Regions from separate parts of the Mus musculus genome. Here region 1 is linked to region 2. Evidence: chromatin loops called from intact Hi-C (ENCODE). Cell type or tissue: gastrocnemius. All regions are shown on one strand. Each heading gives the region's core, and the rest is flanking DNA. Links, peaks and the distances in the headings are about the cores only.

What was found. Hi-C counts contacts between places; a loop is a spot of excess contacts. Peaks named below come from ENCODE experiments on the same cell type or tissue, not always from the same donor. Only the 100,000 strongest peaks of a DNase experiment are listed, where the experiment ranks them.
Region 1: it touches region 2 in a loop (5-fold over the local background); 2 of 42 quality-filtered maps call a loop at or near these places.

Annotation. Positions count from the first base shown.
Region 1 is chr7:119,892,772-119,899,196 of GRCm38, reverse strand. It overlaps Dcun1d3 (DCN1, defective in cullin neddylation 1, domain containing 3 (S. cerevisiae)), which reads left to right and starts at 3,452. Exons shown (of 3, transcript NM_001163703.1): 1 at 3,452-3,639. It overlaps Lyrm1 (LYR motif containing 1), which reads right to left and starts at 3,336. Exons shown (of 4, transcript NM_001285959.1): 1 at 3,307-3,336. In gastrocnemius, for the core only: no CTCF peak of the experiment used is centred there; DNase peaks (open chromatin) are centred at 3,040, 3,386 and 3,862; H3K4me3 peaks cover 3,904 bases; H3K27ac peaks cover 4,887 bases.
Region 2 is chr7:120,826,823-120,834,746 of GRCm38, reverse strand. It overlaps Gm5737 (predicted gene 5737), which reads right to left. Exons shown (of 12, transcript NM_001370881.1): 11 at 6,683-6,756; 12 at 2,923-3,808. The coding sequence ends at 3,554. Among named protein-coding and RNA genes, the nearest start is that of n-TLtag1, 4.8 kb to the left of the region's middle. In gastrocnemius, for the core only: no CTCF peak of the experiment used is centred there; DNase peaks (open chromatin) are centred at 3,502, 3,740 and 4,195; H3K4me3 peaks cover 1,682 bases; H3K27ac peaks cover 2,070 bases.

The DNA.
Region 1 (6,425 bases), core at 1,426-6,425, 940 kb after region 2:
ATAGTCTCCTAAACTAAAATCATCTTAAATGGAAAATGTATTTAACACAGTTAATCCATTCAATATCACTGCCTAGCAGCACAGTACACTTACTGTAAAGTCTTGGTTCTATTTGTTTGTTTGTCTTTTGAGACAGGGTCTCACTATTTAGCTTTTGGCTGCCCTGAAACTTTGAATACAACTTACAGAAATCCTCTTGCCTACAAAAGTTAGCCAGAGATGCTCAAAACCAGTTATCCAAAGTCAGGTGTGTGACAGATATAAGGGAGAAACTGGGAACAAGCCAATGGTAGAGACGACAATTCTCCAGCAAGAATCTTCGCCCCTTCAGAGCAAGTAGGAAAGTCAGAGAGCCCACACACTAAATTCCTCCTTTGTGACATCTTGTAAGAAACTAGATTAGAAAGTTGCACAAAGTCTTAGGTGGACATTGGGTGTGTCCTGCCACACCTTTATTCCCAGCTCTGGGGAGTTCAAGGCCAGATTTTTACAGATCAAATTCTAGGACAGTCATGGCTACAAAGAGAAACACTTTTGTTTCAGAAGAACAAAAACAAACAAGGTTTTGGTGACAACACTGGTCACAGCTGGAGATCTCTTGCATTTGACTTTACAGCCAACTATTTGAAAGACAACAGCATTTTGCACCAGGGACCTGTTTTTAGAACATTCTCCAAGGACTCTCTAGTTACCAACTGAGGAATTTTATTTATCAGTCCAAATGGCTCCTCACTAGCCTGTCCCAAGAGCAGAAACAATGATTGTCTGGCTTTACGAGTGAGGAATGATTGGCACTCAGAGAGGCCTTAATTTTTTTTTTTTCAGTGTTTCAATCCAACATTGAACAAAAGAACAGTTTATGGTAAAACTCTTCTGTCTGATTTACCCAACAGGGCAGAGACCAGCCACATGCAGCTACTGAACATCTGGAATATGTGTCTAAGAACTGTTATTTAAACTTAGTCACATGTGTTAAGTAGCTACATACAGACAGCAAGGTTCTCAGGTCAATTACAAATCAAATGTCAGCTTGGGAGTGGGTGTGAGGGGAGATGCTTATGGCTCACTTGGGGCATAAGCCACAAACAAAGGATAAGCAACTCTGCAGTTTCAGCTGTGTAGGATTCTAGGAACCTCAGACTGGTGTTGCCAGACTGTCCGATTTTCCTAATGAAGCCAAAAATCTGGATTCTGATGTTCAATTTTTAAAAACTGGCAAGCATAGTCTAAGAAAGAAGAATTTAAATCATGCTGCGGGCTGAACACTATGCTTGCAGGCATTATCTGTCTTGCCAGCTTGCAACTTTTAATCTAGGCCAACCCTATCAATTCGAAGAACAGGACCTTTTCCAAGGCCACCCAGCAGATCCAAGAATGAAACCCAGCCCTTCAGATACCCTTTTCATTGAGATTCACTATGTGAGTGGCATCGGTAGCAGCAGGGACAAAACTCCTTTTGTAAGAATTCCAAGGCTGAGATGGGTGTGGTCGTGCACACCTTTTAATTCCAGCCCTCCAGACAGGGAGGCAGAGACAGGTGGATCTCTTGAGTTTGAGGCTAGCTCGGTCTATAACACATGAGAAAGAAAACATGCACAATCACACAACAAACCAAACAAGAATTCCAGGGCTGGTATCGTATAAGGTGTTCCTACGAAGATATGACAAAATAGATCCCAATGGGCTCATGTAAACCAACATTTATCAAGGAAATCAGGAGTGCACACACATTCTTGTACACCAAGTCCAAAAGCTTTGACAGCTGGGAGAGCAGGAAGAGATTTGAGGCCCTCAAAAGGTGACTCTCACTGATTGTGAGGGTGGATACTATTGTTTAACGATATTAAGGGGGACTCCTTATTTTTGAGGTGTTCTTATTGAGCTTCCTACTGGCTTGTACCCTTCTTGGTGGTCTCTAAATGTGAGATCTAAAGAATTTGGGGCTCTTTCTCATCTACTACCTATTCCAGGGTCTAGGAATAAACCCCACATTTATTATCTCCAACCATGACTTGTCTTCCAGCTTGTCCGTCTCATTTCTGGACATCTTCATGGGCTGTAAAATGACTCTGGACATACGTTCCAGAGAGCATAGGAGATTCCTTCCCAAACTGTTTTCTCTAGAGAAACATCTTTGGTTTCACATTCTCCCATACATTTCGTATCCAGTTCAGCATTCAGTCTGGAATGCTCAAGCTCCCAAATACATTATGAATCAATTCTCTTAATTTCCATGTTTCCACCACTGTCATCTCTCATGGCCTTAGCAACAGCCCTTTAACTACCTTCTTTTATCCAGCAGCAATTTTTTTAAATGTAAATTAAGGTTTGGTCATTCATTACACTTCAGGGAAGTAATACAAAGGCCAAAACCTTGCTATTTCTGCAACTCCAAGACTTCTTTCTCGTCTGCCTTTTGTTTAAAATGTTACCCACAAGGCAGTTCCTTCTCCCATTCTCTTTTCCTCTTAAACCTGGAAGAGGCCTTCTCACCACACCATTCAGCTTCTGGGGCAGCTGCTATTCTCTGCATTCATTTACTTATTAATGAAAAGTTCAGAAACAAGACTTCCTTCATTTTGTCATTTGCTCATCTTAGTAATGAAACTAGCCTTCATCATCACCTGAAGTCTGATTCCTACATCCGGGATCGTTTGGGTGGCCTTTCTCAAGGCCAGCACCTCTCCAGCCTCCTACAACTGCCCCGTCGCCTTCCATTTATAATCGAAAAGTCTGAAGGGTCCCAGGCAGGATCTCTCCCACGTGCCAGTTCCCTTAGGCAGGTCTCCCGAGGCCAGCAGCGATGACACCAGTCGCCCTCGCGAGGCTGGGGTCATACAGGCGCGTCTCCTAGCAACCCCACACCGGCATCTCATCCCTGGCCCTGGGAAGCCAACCCCTTTCCCCAGTCCCCCGCGACTGGAGCCGGCGTCTCCATCCTTACACTCACTCAGCGTCACTCCTGCTTTTCCCCACCCACAGGAGCCGGCTGGGAAGAGGCGGTGCCAGGAGCTCTGCCGAGCCTTGGCCACACCGGGCTGTATCCAGCAGGTCCAGTAGGCCAGGCCGGGCCAAACCACCGGGCGGACCGCTGTGTTAGCATGAGGCCCAGGTTAGAGGTCGTCTCAAACCTCCTGAAACTTCCAGATTTAGCCGACTCCCCGCCGCACTCAACAACTGAGCTAACCTCCCTCTCCTCCAGCCTTCCCTTTCACCCTTTCGTTATCCCCTTGCCCCATTTCTAGTCAGAAAATGGCCTGGCCCAGCTCCTAGCCCACCCTCCGCCGCTCCCCGCCTTGCCCTTACTTGGAGACGGCTTCGGACGTCCTCGCGTACGTCGTGACGTCACCCTCCTCGTTCCTGTCCCCGCCCCTCTCCCATTCTCTCCCTCCTCGAGCCAGCGGCCGGCGGGGTTACCGGAAGTGATGATGCAGGAGGCAATGGAGGGGGCGGGGCTTCGGGGCGGCCGCCGCCGGTGGGCTGCAGATGAGGAGGAGGCGGCGGCCGCGGTGGCAGAAAAGGCGGCGGCGGCGGGGGTAGGGAGCCTGGAAACGCAAGCGGGGATGGTAGGTAGTTTGGACCCGCCGGGCCGCCGTCGTTTCCAGAAAGGGTTTGACTGGAGGAACCTCTGGAGCAGCTGTGAGTTTGGAGGGGGGGAGTTGAGGAAAAGGGGGGAGCGTTGAGAGATGAAGGGGCGGGGGTTCGGTTCCTTCGAGAAAGGGGGTGGTGGTGGAAAGGGAGGAGTGCATATCAGCGCCTTGTCTGGACTGGTCCCTCTGGAAGAAGAGGCTGTGAGGGGAGCCTGTGGCTTGTCAAGCGCAAGGCTCCGAAAACTTACCTACTGTCCCTGCCTGTCCATCGCCAGCACCCCTCAATCCCGGGCCTGGGGACCTGGGGCTGTAGATCCCCGGGGAGGGTCTGCAGACTCTGAGCTGAAAGTCCAGGGTAAGAGCCGTGAGGTAGGAGCCCAAGGGGGAGGTGGTGGGTGAATCTGCAGCTCCCTCCCTGATTTTTCTCCCCACCCCCATCCTTTTCTGTAATCGTTAACAGCTCTGGAATTAAGGGGCTCAGACCTGAAGGCCTTTCAGTGCACCTTTGCTATAAACGATAACCATCTGTGCCTGAGGTAATGGGGCTGGAGGGTTTGCCTATATCCTGTTTAGGAAGTGGGACGGGATGACAAATGTATTGTTTTTTCCATCCCCATCTCTTATCTCCCCTCATACACACCTCTGTTTCATACTTTAATTCTCTGTGGTTAAGTGGCAGTCGTGGACACCCTCTCCCCTTTGTGGCACTTAGTACCTCAGCTACCTCTTTTGAATTTGGTGTTCAGCCTCTATCCCAGCTCCTAACTGCAAGCTTTGTAGTACTTCAGTTATGGTCTGTGTCACATTGGGGAGTACCTCACAACGCCGCCTGGCTCCCGATTATAATGAACATTTTCTTTTATGAATACTAGAATTCCAGAGCTCTTCCAAGGCATCATAAGTGGCTTCATAGCCCAGGAATCAAGGTCTCTCGCTCTAAATACTTTATATGTGAGGAATTTACATGTTGTCAACTCTTTCCAAAAATGATTTGATGTTAGGCTAATTCTGGATTTCTGTGTTTCTCTCCACCCACACTTCATGATGCACTTCAGAGAACAGAAAACCCTATATTACTGTTTTTGTTTCTACAGTTGGACAATAGCTCTTTTATGCCTGTCTCGATTTGTATGTCTTACAATCAGCTTGATTTTTTTATCTTATTTAGCCGATGCCTTGTGTATAGGTGGTCGTAGAAGAGACAGTGTGATATGTGCTTATGCTTTTAGCAAAACACAGTGCATAATGGGTATAGAAATGTCTGAAAAAAAAGAAAGACTGATTGGAAAGAACTCTCTCATATTGTTTAAAAAACAAACAAACAAACAAACACCCCATCATGAGTAAGTAGTGCCTCTTCTAGGCTGTCAGAGATTCCAGAGTGAAGTGTTAATGAATCTTGTTTTGGTGTTGATACATTTTAAAAGAAGAAATTCTCTGTTAATTATGGAACTGTCTTTTAAGAAACTTTATGCGTTAAGAAAGAGTGCGAGATTTTAGGGGTCCTTTGACTAGAAAGTGCAAACGTGTTGCTCTTTAACTGAATTTGTTGTGCAGTATCACTAGGCTTATCATAGCAGATGTTCTGATGGTGGGAAGAGAGTCCCATCGCATTTATCAGGGCCCGATAAAACAGAAGACTTGACGCCTTGATTGTACAAGTAATGATGTTTATTACAGAAATATAGCAGAAGAGTTACTGCTAGCTGTCTCACTTTAATTCATTTGGAACCTAGTTTGTCATTCAATGACAAGTCCAAAATTCATTCAAACTGCTATTAAAGTGCTAGCCAGTGTTTCAGACAGTGAGTGTACAAAGGTGAACACAAGCAAAAAGGGTCCTCTCTCAAGGAGTTTATCAGAGTGGGAGGTGAGGACAGAAATGATAAATCAGCAAATCTGATTTTGATTGTCAGCAAATCTGATCTTGATTGAATGCTGGAGAAAAATGAGTGATAGGCTAGAGTGTGTGCCTGGAACGCAATGGAGGGAGACCTTCCTGCTTAAACAGAACTTTAAACGAAAAGGAGCCAGCCATGCAGAGATGAAGGGAGAACTCTTGGAGGTTTAGGGAACAGCTTGTGCAGAAACTCACTGGAATGAACTTGGCAAGTTCTAGGGACAAGAGAGTGGGGGTGGGGTGTAGATTTAGGGAGTAAAAAGTTGAAAGAAATAGGGTCAGAAGAGTAGAGTTGGGGCTTATTAGTTAGACGAAAGAAAGATGAGTAAGGAGGAGGAGAAACAGAAAGAGTCCTTTTGGTTCATTCTGTTGCCCTTCCTAGAGCATTTATGATTATTTTTGCACGTTCTTTTGGACTGTTAGAGACAAAGGGAGCTCACCTAGCTGAGAGGAGAGGGCATACCTGGTCCCGTAAAATATTTTGCTGTATATGCATAGTAAGTACTTTGAATGTGTCCTATATCTTCCATCTCCGTGTAAACTTAAGGGTAAAGAACTGGGCATGTGTTAATTCTGCTGATGACCATCCAAAGCTGAGCTTCTTTCTTTCTTTCTTTCTTTCTTTTCTTTTCTTTTTTTTTTTTTTTTTTTTTTTTTTTTTTGCTTTGGCCAGGCAGCATTTGTGTTGCAATAGTTCTGCACTTGCCTTGGCCTCCTAGTGAGTAATAATATTCCACTGAGAGGTAGGTTGGTACTAAAAGTTCACTCTGGATTACATTAGATAAGGACTATTGTGGGGCCCATTTCCATTCTGTCACCATCTTTGGGTTGGCAGTAACTCGGGTGTCACTACTTTTGCCTTCCGTTGGGGGCATTCATCTCCAGTTCAACCTTATGTTCAACAGAGAGGCCTTATCAATATATCGCTTGGATTT
Region 2 (7,924 bases), core at 1,225-6,224:
ACATTTTTATTCTGAAGAGGGGCAAATAAGCGGAATGATAGTGGAAGACTTACATAGGTCCGCTCTCGCTTGATCTCTCTCTCTCTCTCTCTCTTCTCCCCCCCTCTCTCCTCCCCCCTCTCCTTTCGTCACTGCTGCTGAAAGTAGAACTCAGGGCATCCTCGGATAGCACTCCTCCCCTGAGCCACACCCTTAACCTTAGAGAAGATAGACTTCCACCTCCAACCGTGTCTGTGTGGAGGTCAGAGAACAATTTGCAAGAGTCTGTTCTCTCCTTCTACAGTGTGGGATTGTAGATCCTAGGAATTGAATACAGGACATTCATCAGGTTTGGTGGCAAGCACCATCCTCAGCTTGGGAAGACATAAAGTGACTTTGAAAATCTCTTAGCTGGCTAGCATTGGTCCACAGTTGGAGATGGCTTTTAATAGAACGCTTATAAACCAGTCTCACTGGTTGCCCTATTCGGATAAACTATGTCATTGGTTTATAGTGGCCTTTCTTCTGCATCTGCATCAATGCTTCCTCCTTTAGTTTCTTTAAATGAGCCAACCCTTCCTGTGTGAATCTCACAGGGGCTGGTAATTAGGGTAGCATCGGAATCCTTCAGGGATTTGTGTGTTGGGTGGGGGTACCGTATCCTTTCCCACCCGATAAAGAGAGGACAGAAGAATTCTTGAGCTGGCGATCTATGCTGCTACGTAGTGCTCAGGCCTTAGTCTTGTTGCTTTGAGGGGGAAGAGACGGAGAAACCCAGAAAATAAGTAAATTGATTCTTGGCTAGACAATAATGTGAACATGTAAGGCTGCCCTAAAAACATATTTCTCAGGAAGAGAAGGTTGAAAGAGGGAGTTTAGAGAAGGGGGGGGGCATTTGGATGATAAAAATTTATCAGTGAAGGAAGTTCAACTGCCAGTTGTGAAGGTTAGAGTTGATGGTCAATTAGACAGGATCTGCAAGCACTGGCAGGCACACCTGTCAGGGGTTAGGTTAGATTAAGGTAGTCTCTAGGCCTGTTGATGGATTATGTGACAGAGCTCCTCCAGGAGGTTGAGGTGGGAACCCATTCTAATAGTGGGCAGTACCATCTCAGAACTTGGGTAAACATGACAGTCTCTTTTCTTTCTGACTACAGACACAATGTGACCAGCTGCTTCATGTTCCAGACGCTAACTTTGCTCACACAATGGACGTATGAACTATGAGGCAAGATAAACCCTTTCTTAAGTTGCTAGTGTCAGGGTTTTGTTTGTTTTTCCCAAACAGGGTTTCTCTGTTGTAGCCTTGGTGGTCCTGCACCTCACTCTGTAGACCAGGCTGGCCTTGAACTCAGAGATCTGCTTACCTTTGCCTCCAAGTGCTAGAATAAAAGTCACTACCCAGCTCGCCCAAGTATTTCATCATAGCATCAGGAGAAGGAAGTATGATGGCCAACCTCGGACAGCCTGAGATTTGTAGGTATGGGATAAGGAAGTAGAGCCCAGAGTTCAACCCCAAACCCTGGAACAGAATTAGGCTGCAATAGACATAAACCATGTGTTACATTTCCCACTGGACCTTGGGAAGTTCTTCCAAATGATCTCAGCTACAGAGCAGAAGCCCTCACCTTCTGATATTTCAAGTTAGTGATGGCCTCCAATTCCTTATCTTTACATTGACGGTAACAAACCCTACTGTAAGTGTGGCTCTAATAATGGAATAAGGCTATACAAATGCAAGCTCCTGCCAGCGTTGGGCACTAAACAGATAGAAATGATTACCACTGGTCTTTAAAACAAAAACAAACAAAGAAACAAAGAACCAAGTAGACACTGGAGAGATGGCTCAGGGGTTAAGAGCACAAACTGCCATTCCAGAGGTCCTGAGTTCAATCAACTCCCAGCAACCACAGGGTGGTTCATAACCATCCTGTCATGTGGGATTCAATGCCCTCCTCTGGTGTGTCTGAAGACAGCTACAGTGTACTTATACAAATAAATAAGTCTTTTTAAAAAGTAGACACACGCACAAAATTCTAACTACTGTATTTTAAAACTCCTACACAGTTTTTCTAATTTGCCTGACCGGGACACGTGCTATGAGGAACACCACACCACCTATGAAGGTTGACTCATACCTTCTCTTTCCTCCACTGCAGCCTGGTAGTTACTTTGTTCTCTGCTAGGGTCCGTGGTGTTTATTCAGTTAACGCCACGTGCGTACCAGATGATAGATACCCGTGGATCTGCTTACACACTGTTATTTTTGGGATCCACAGTCCACATCACAATGGCAGGGAGGTACAGTCTCTGTTGAGAGCAGATCTGTGGACTCAAAGTCTTAAAGATGATGGTGAGGAGCACTACTCATCAAGAGATACAAATGATACTAAAATATGGAGGCTGGGAAGTGGCTCAGTGGGCAAAGTGCCTGTCACACAAGGATGGGGACTTGACTTCCATTTATAGTGCCCGCATAAAATGCTGGGTGAGGTGGCATATACTTGTAACCCCAGAGCTGAGAAGTCAGAGGCAGGTGGATCCCTAAGGCTTCTTGCCTACCCTACCCATTCCAAATTCTAAACTCTAAACCAGTCTGGAAAAATAAGGTAAGACAGCTTCAGGAATGACATCCTCTGATACCACATACAAATACACACAAACATAAAATATGATCAGCCAAACTCTTATTTTGTCTGTTATATTGGTACTTTTTAAATGAGACATTCAAATTTCTTTTTTTTTAAAGATTTGTTTATTTTATGTATATATGAGTACACTCTAGCTGTGCAGATGGTTGTGAGCCACCATGTAGTTGCTGGGATTTGAACTCAGGATATTTGGAAGAGTAGTCAGTGCTCTCAACCGCTGAACCGCTGAACCATCTCTCCAGCCCTCAAATTTCTTTTACAAACTTTTTTTCTCCATTGCGTCCTCTGGACCTGAAACGTTTTACTGTGCTTAGTCGGTTCCACTCGTTAAATGAGAACCAAAAGTTACTAAGTTGGGCTTGGGTATCCTTTCCCAGCTAGTCAACACATAGATAGGTGTCAGGATAAACTCAAAGAAGCCGTGGCAGGGAGAAGGTCCTTGAAGGAGGCAGAAGACAGGTCCAATTCCACAGACTCCACCAACCAGAACTCACGCATTTAGACCAACCGTGAAGGCAGGGCTAAGGCTTATCCCAACAGAAGCGACCTCACTGGGGTTTCAGCGTAGAGATGGAGGCAGAAAGGGGTGAAGTCAGATCAGGGAAGAATCTGGAAGAATAGGAAGGAGAGGGCTAGACTGGGTAGGACTGGAAATGGCTGGGAAGGGGAAGCAGGCTGAGGCTGGGACCTCATCAACCGCCTCGCCTAGCCTCGGGAAAAGAGTAACACACAGGATCAAGGAGCCAAGAGCCGGGAAACCCAAATGTGCAGACGAATAGAAGCCAAGAGAGCGAAGCAGAGGCGTGGCCAGGAATCGGGGCGGAGTCAAGAGGCAGGGGCGGGCCTAAACCGGGAGGTCAAGCCAGGTAGAAAGATAGCGAGCTACTACGTGGGCGAGGTCGTGGTCGTGGTCGTGGTCGGGCTCAGAGCCTTTCCACCACCGCCTGCAAAGGCTGCAGCCCTAGGAAGTACAGGGCCAGGCCGAGCAGGGCGAACAGTAGCAGCAGCATGAGCAGCAGCCGCAGGAGCGTCAGCACGATGCAACAGCGGGGCTGCGGGGTCGTGGCCTGCACATATCGCTCCACTGCGTCGGCGAAGCTGAACTTGTCCGGCGCATAACCAAGTTGAGTGCGGGCCTTGGCAATCTGGAAAGTGTGCGTCACGGCCACGCTGAGCACCTATGGGAGAGGCGGAGCAGCAGAGGGCTGGGCTAGTGGGAGAGCATCCTGTGCCTTGTTGACCAAAAGGATAAGGAAAGGGCAGACTGCCTTTCCGTCACACTGGGGTTTAAAGACCAGCTGCTGCGTCTGGTTCCTGATGCCTTCCTGAGGGGGAGGCTTCCTTTCTGAGATCTTTTTCTTGGAGGGCGCAGCCTCCTCGATGACCTTTCGGTATCTCACCCTCAGGCTCTGCTAAATTCTCACCCTGTTTCGTTCCTCTTTTCTCCTTCTTTTCCCAGCCTAGCGCCGTTCTAGACCCCTGGAGACCCTTAGATGCATCCTTGAATACCAGGGCAGACTGAAGGTTTCCACAGCCTGTAGTGGGGTGCGGTTCTCCAGATAAACATTTCCAAAGGAGGATGTCGGCTTCCTGTTGCCAGCTCCAGACCAATTGTAGTGGGCGGGGCCTCCAGAAGAACCTTCCTGTCCTCTCAGCTGGTTAACTAAGTGACTCTAAGGGAGGGATTCAATTACGAACAAGTGATTCCTCTTTAAGTCTGAGCTACATCCCCAGCTGCCGGTTGGCTGAGGACCACCTGCTTCCAAGGTGATAAATGACAACCATAGATGATAGAACTCCCACTGCACTTGCTGTGGGCCCTTTATACACTTCTGTCCTCGGTGATGGCACGATTTTCTCTTTGCATAATTGGAAATTGAAGAACAGAGCTTAAGTGACTTGCCTAGGGTCACATAGGAGATCCACTTTAGAAAGTGGCCATATTCTTGGTCATGCTGGGGTCTGGAGGTGCTCTCCTGCCTGGCTTGTTATTCTCCAGCTAGACATTGGTTATGTGGTTCTCTCATGGTGCAGACAGGGCTTTGGGGCTAAGCCCTGGTCTGAAGACCCCAGTGAGGGAAACAGACCAATTCTTGTCTGTTTTGCCCCAGATACTACGTTCAGGGCTTGGAGGAATGCAGGTTAGTAAATATTCTAAAGTCAACCAAGCTCCTCTTGCAGGGAGACATAGCTGTGAGGTAGGCAAGCAGGTCCTAGCACAGTGCTCACAGAGGTCCGGTTTAACTGTGACCTCAGGGCGTAGGTGGCTCTCCTGCATGCTGGAAAATTCCTCCTCATATCTCGGGGTAGCTCTTATCACCCAGTTGGATTGCCTGGTTTCTAGAACATTTTCCTCTTTGGATTGTGGACTTCCTGGGGTAAGCACCAAGTCTTTCTCACCTCTAGTGCTCAGTGAAGTGCCTGGCACATAGTAGGTGCTTAAGGAATGAAAGGTTTTTAAATGCTAAAGAGCTGATTGGTGTCTCACAGACTGGCCAGCAGACGGCAACTGACCTGTCGCCCCCAAACTGCCCCAGATCCTTTGCCCTAGAACCAACGAGTTAACCCGCAAACCCACACTTTAGACAAGAGGAAGTCAGGCATTAGCCAAGTCAATGCCTGACTACAGTTCCTCAGCACTCCTGACAGCTGTTTACCTTGTTGGTTTCTGGTGTTTTATAAGACAGTGGTGAGGCTTTAGGTCTGGGTTCAAATTCCACCAGTGCCCTGTAAGTGAGTGATCTTGTGTAGGTAGCTTCACGGTGTCTCTGATTTCCTCCTCTGAACAAGCACAGGGTAATAGTTTCCAGTGGTAGTGACTATCACATGACACCAAAGGACTGTCACTAGCCTCCATCAGTCTGGGGAAGATGTAGGCAGTGGCTTCCCGGAAATATTCTCCATGCCCTCTCTTCCTTTCAGCGTAAGGGGCCCTGAACTTAGCATCCTGAAGCCAATCCCCATGTGGCGTGATCTTAGACAAGCTTCCGGTTTTTCATCATAAGCTGAAGAGCATAATCTTTTGCCCTTCCTAATTTAACACTAAGGAGAATCAAATGAGAGAGGCCCTAAATTACATCTGCTGTCTTACTCTTAGTGTCTACTTAAGAGACCTTCTTTGTACAAACAACCAAAAGAAGCTCTTAGATTTATTTATTTTATATGCCCTGCCGGAATGCATGTATGCGCACCAGGTGCATGCCAGAAGAGGGCGTCAGATCCCTTGGACTGGAGCAATGGATGGTTGTGAGCCACCATGTGGATGCTGGGAATCAAACTGGGTCGTCTGAAGAGCAGTGAGGGCTCTAAACTGATGAGTCCTCTCTCCAGCACCAAAATGTCCTCTTTTTGGATGGTTCGTGCTAAGCAAATATAAAACTACTCAGACATCAGCTGGTGCAGTGGTGCACACATTTTATCCCAGCGCTCAGGAGGAAGAGGCAGGTGGATCTCTGTGAGTCCGAGGCCAGCTCTACACAGTGAATTCCAGAATATCCAGAGCTACCTAGTGTGAGACTTGTCTCGAAAAACAAGACAACACTCCCAAACTATGCGCCATAACTATGAGAAGGGTTTTGATATTCTGTACAAAGAAGGCATCAAATACATACTTATTGTTAAATAAACATGTACTAAGCATGTGAAAAACATGAGTGATGAGTCTAGGGCCACTGGGAATTTGTGTGAGTGTGTGTGTGTGTGTACATACATATGTATGTATATATATGTACATGTATATGTATATTCAGAGTTTGGGTTCAAAAGAGTGTCGTCTTTGGGATCTCAGGTCTGGCTAGAAGATAAGCTGCCTATAGCTGGAATGACAGCTGTGAATAGGAATTTGGAGCGGTCCAATTTTCAGTACGTAACACCGTCTGAGCAAAAACTTAGTTGGTCGGGAGCATTAGAAAGGAGCGGGCTGTAGTTTCGGGTCTACATGGAAGGTTCTGAGACTGCAGAGAAGAATCTTGTGACAGAGGTGTTCAGCAATGGTGGAGAGGAGGAGAACGGTGTAGGGCTGGGATTCCCCCACCCCTCAGCACCCCTCTTACCTCACTGCGGGTGAGTAGTGGGGGGATGGTGCAGATGGGTCTCAGTGCCAGGTGCAGGTACTCCATCACTGCAGCTGTGGGAGGGGGCAGGTGAGAGGGGCTCAGGGATGCATCCACTGGGGGCGTGTCTTGCCTTGCTAGGGGTCCCTTTAAAAAGGTCACTGGATTCCCTTCAGTTGGCAGCATTTGCTGGGGGCCTGTTAGCTAGGAGATATGTCATGGTAAGATGGTACTAAGTAGTGATGATGGTCTGAAGAATGCAAGCAAATCTGAGAAGGCTCAAGGTGTTTCTGTTCTCTCTCTTTCTCTCTCTCTCTCTCTCTCTCTCTCTCTCTCTCTCTCTCTCTCTCTCTCTCTCTCTTTGGTTTTTCGAGACAGGGTTTCTCTGTGCAGCCCTGGCTGTTCTGGAACTCACTCTGTAGACCAGGCTGGCCTCGAACTCAGAAAATCCATCTGCCTCTGCTTCCCAAGTGCTGGGATCAAAGGTGTGCCCCACCACTGGCTTCTCAGTCTCTCTCTCTCTTTTTTTTTCTTTGGTTTTTTGAGACAGGGTTTCTCTGTGTAGCCCTGGCTGTCCTGGAACTCACTTTGTAGACCAGGCTGGCCTCGAACTCAGAGATTCACCTGTCTCTGCCTCCCGAGTGCTGGGATTAAAGGCGTGCACCACCAGTGCCCGGCTTCTCAGTCTCTCTTAAATGACGTTTCATTCATGTGTTTCGTGTATGTGTTCATGCGTGTGGGTGTATATTTGCCATGGCGCATGTGTGAACCACGCAGGACATCCTTGGGGAGTCAGTTCTTCCCTTCTACCATGTGGGTCTCAGAGATTGAACTTCCCTAAGATCAGGCTTGGTGGTGGCACCTTTACCCATTGAACTATCTTGCCAGTTTTCAAGTTCTCTCTTTTGAGGCAGGATCTTACTATGTAAGACCAGACTGGCTTCAAACTCTCTAGGTAGCTCAAGCTGATCTTGAGCGCATGATCCTCCTGTCTCAGCCTCCAAAGTGCAGATTCCCACACCTGGCTCTCTCCTATTTTGATATGCTGACTTGGGTAGGAGAGGGAGGAATTGGGAGTGCTTCCCTTCTGTCCTGACACCATTGCTTCTGCCAACGTGAAGATGCACCAAAATGCAGCTAGCTTACAGAGAACTGTTATTTATATACAATCCTTGCAAGTTGTCATCACCTGGGCTACAGGTAATGCATATCAATCATTGTGGCAGAGTACAGAATACAGAA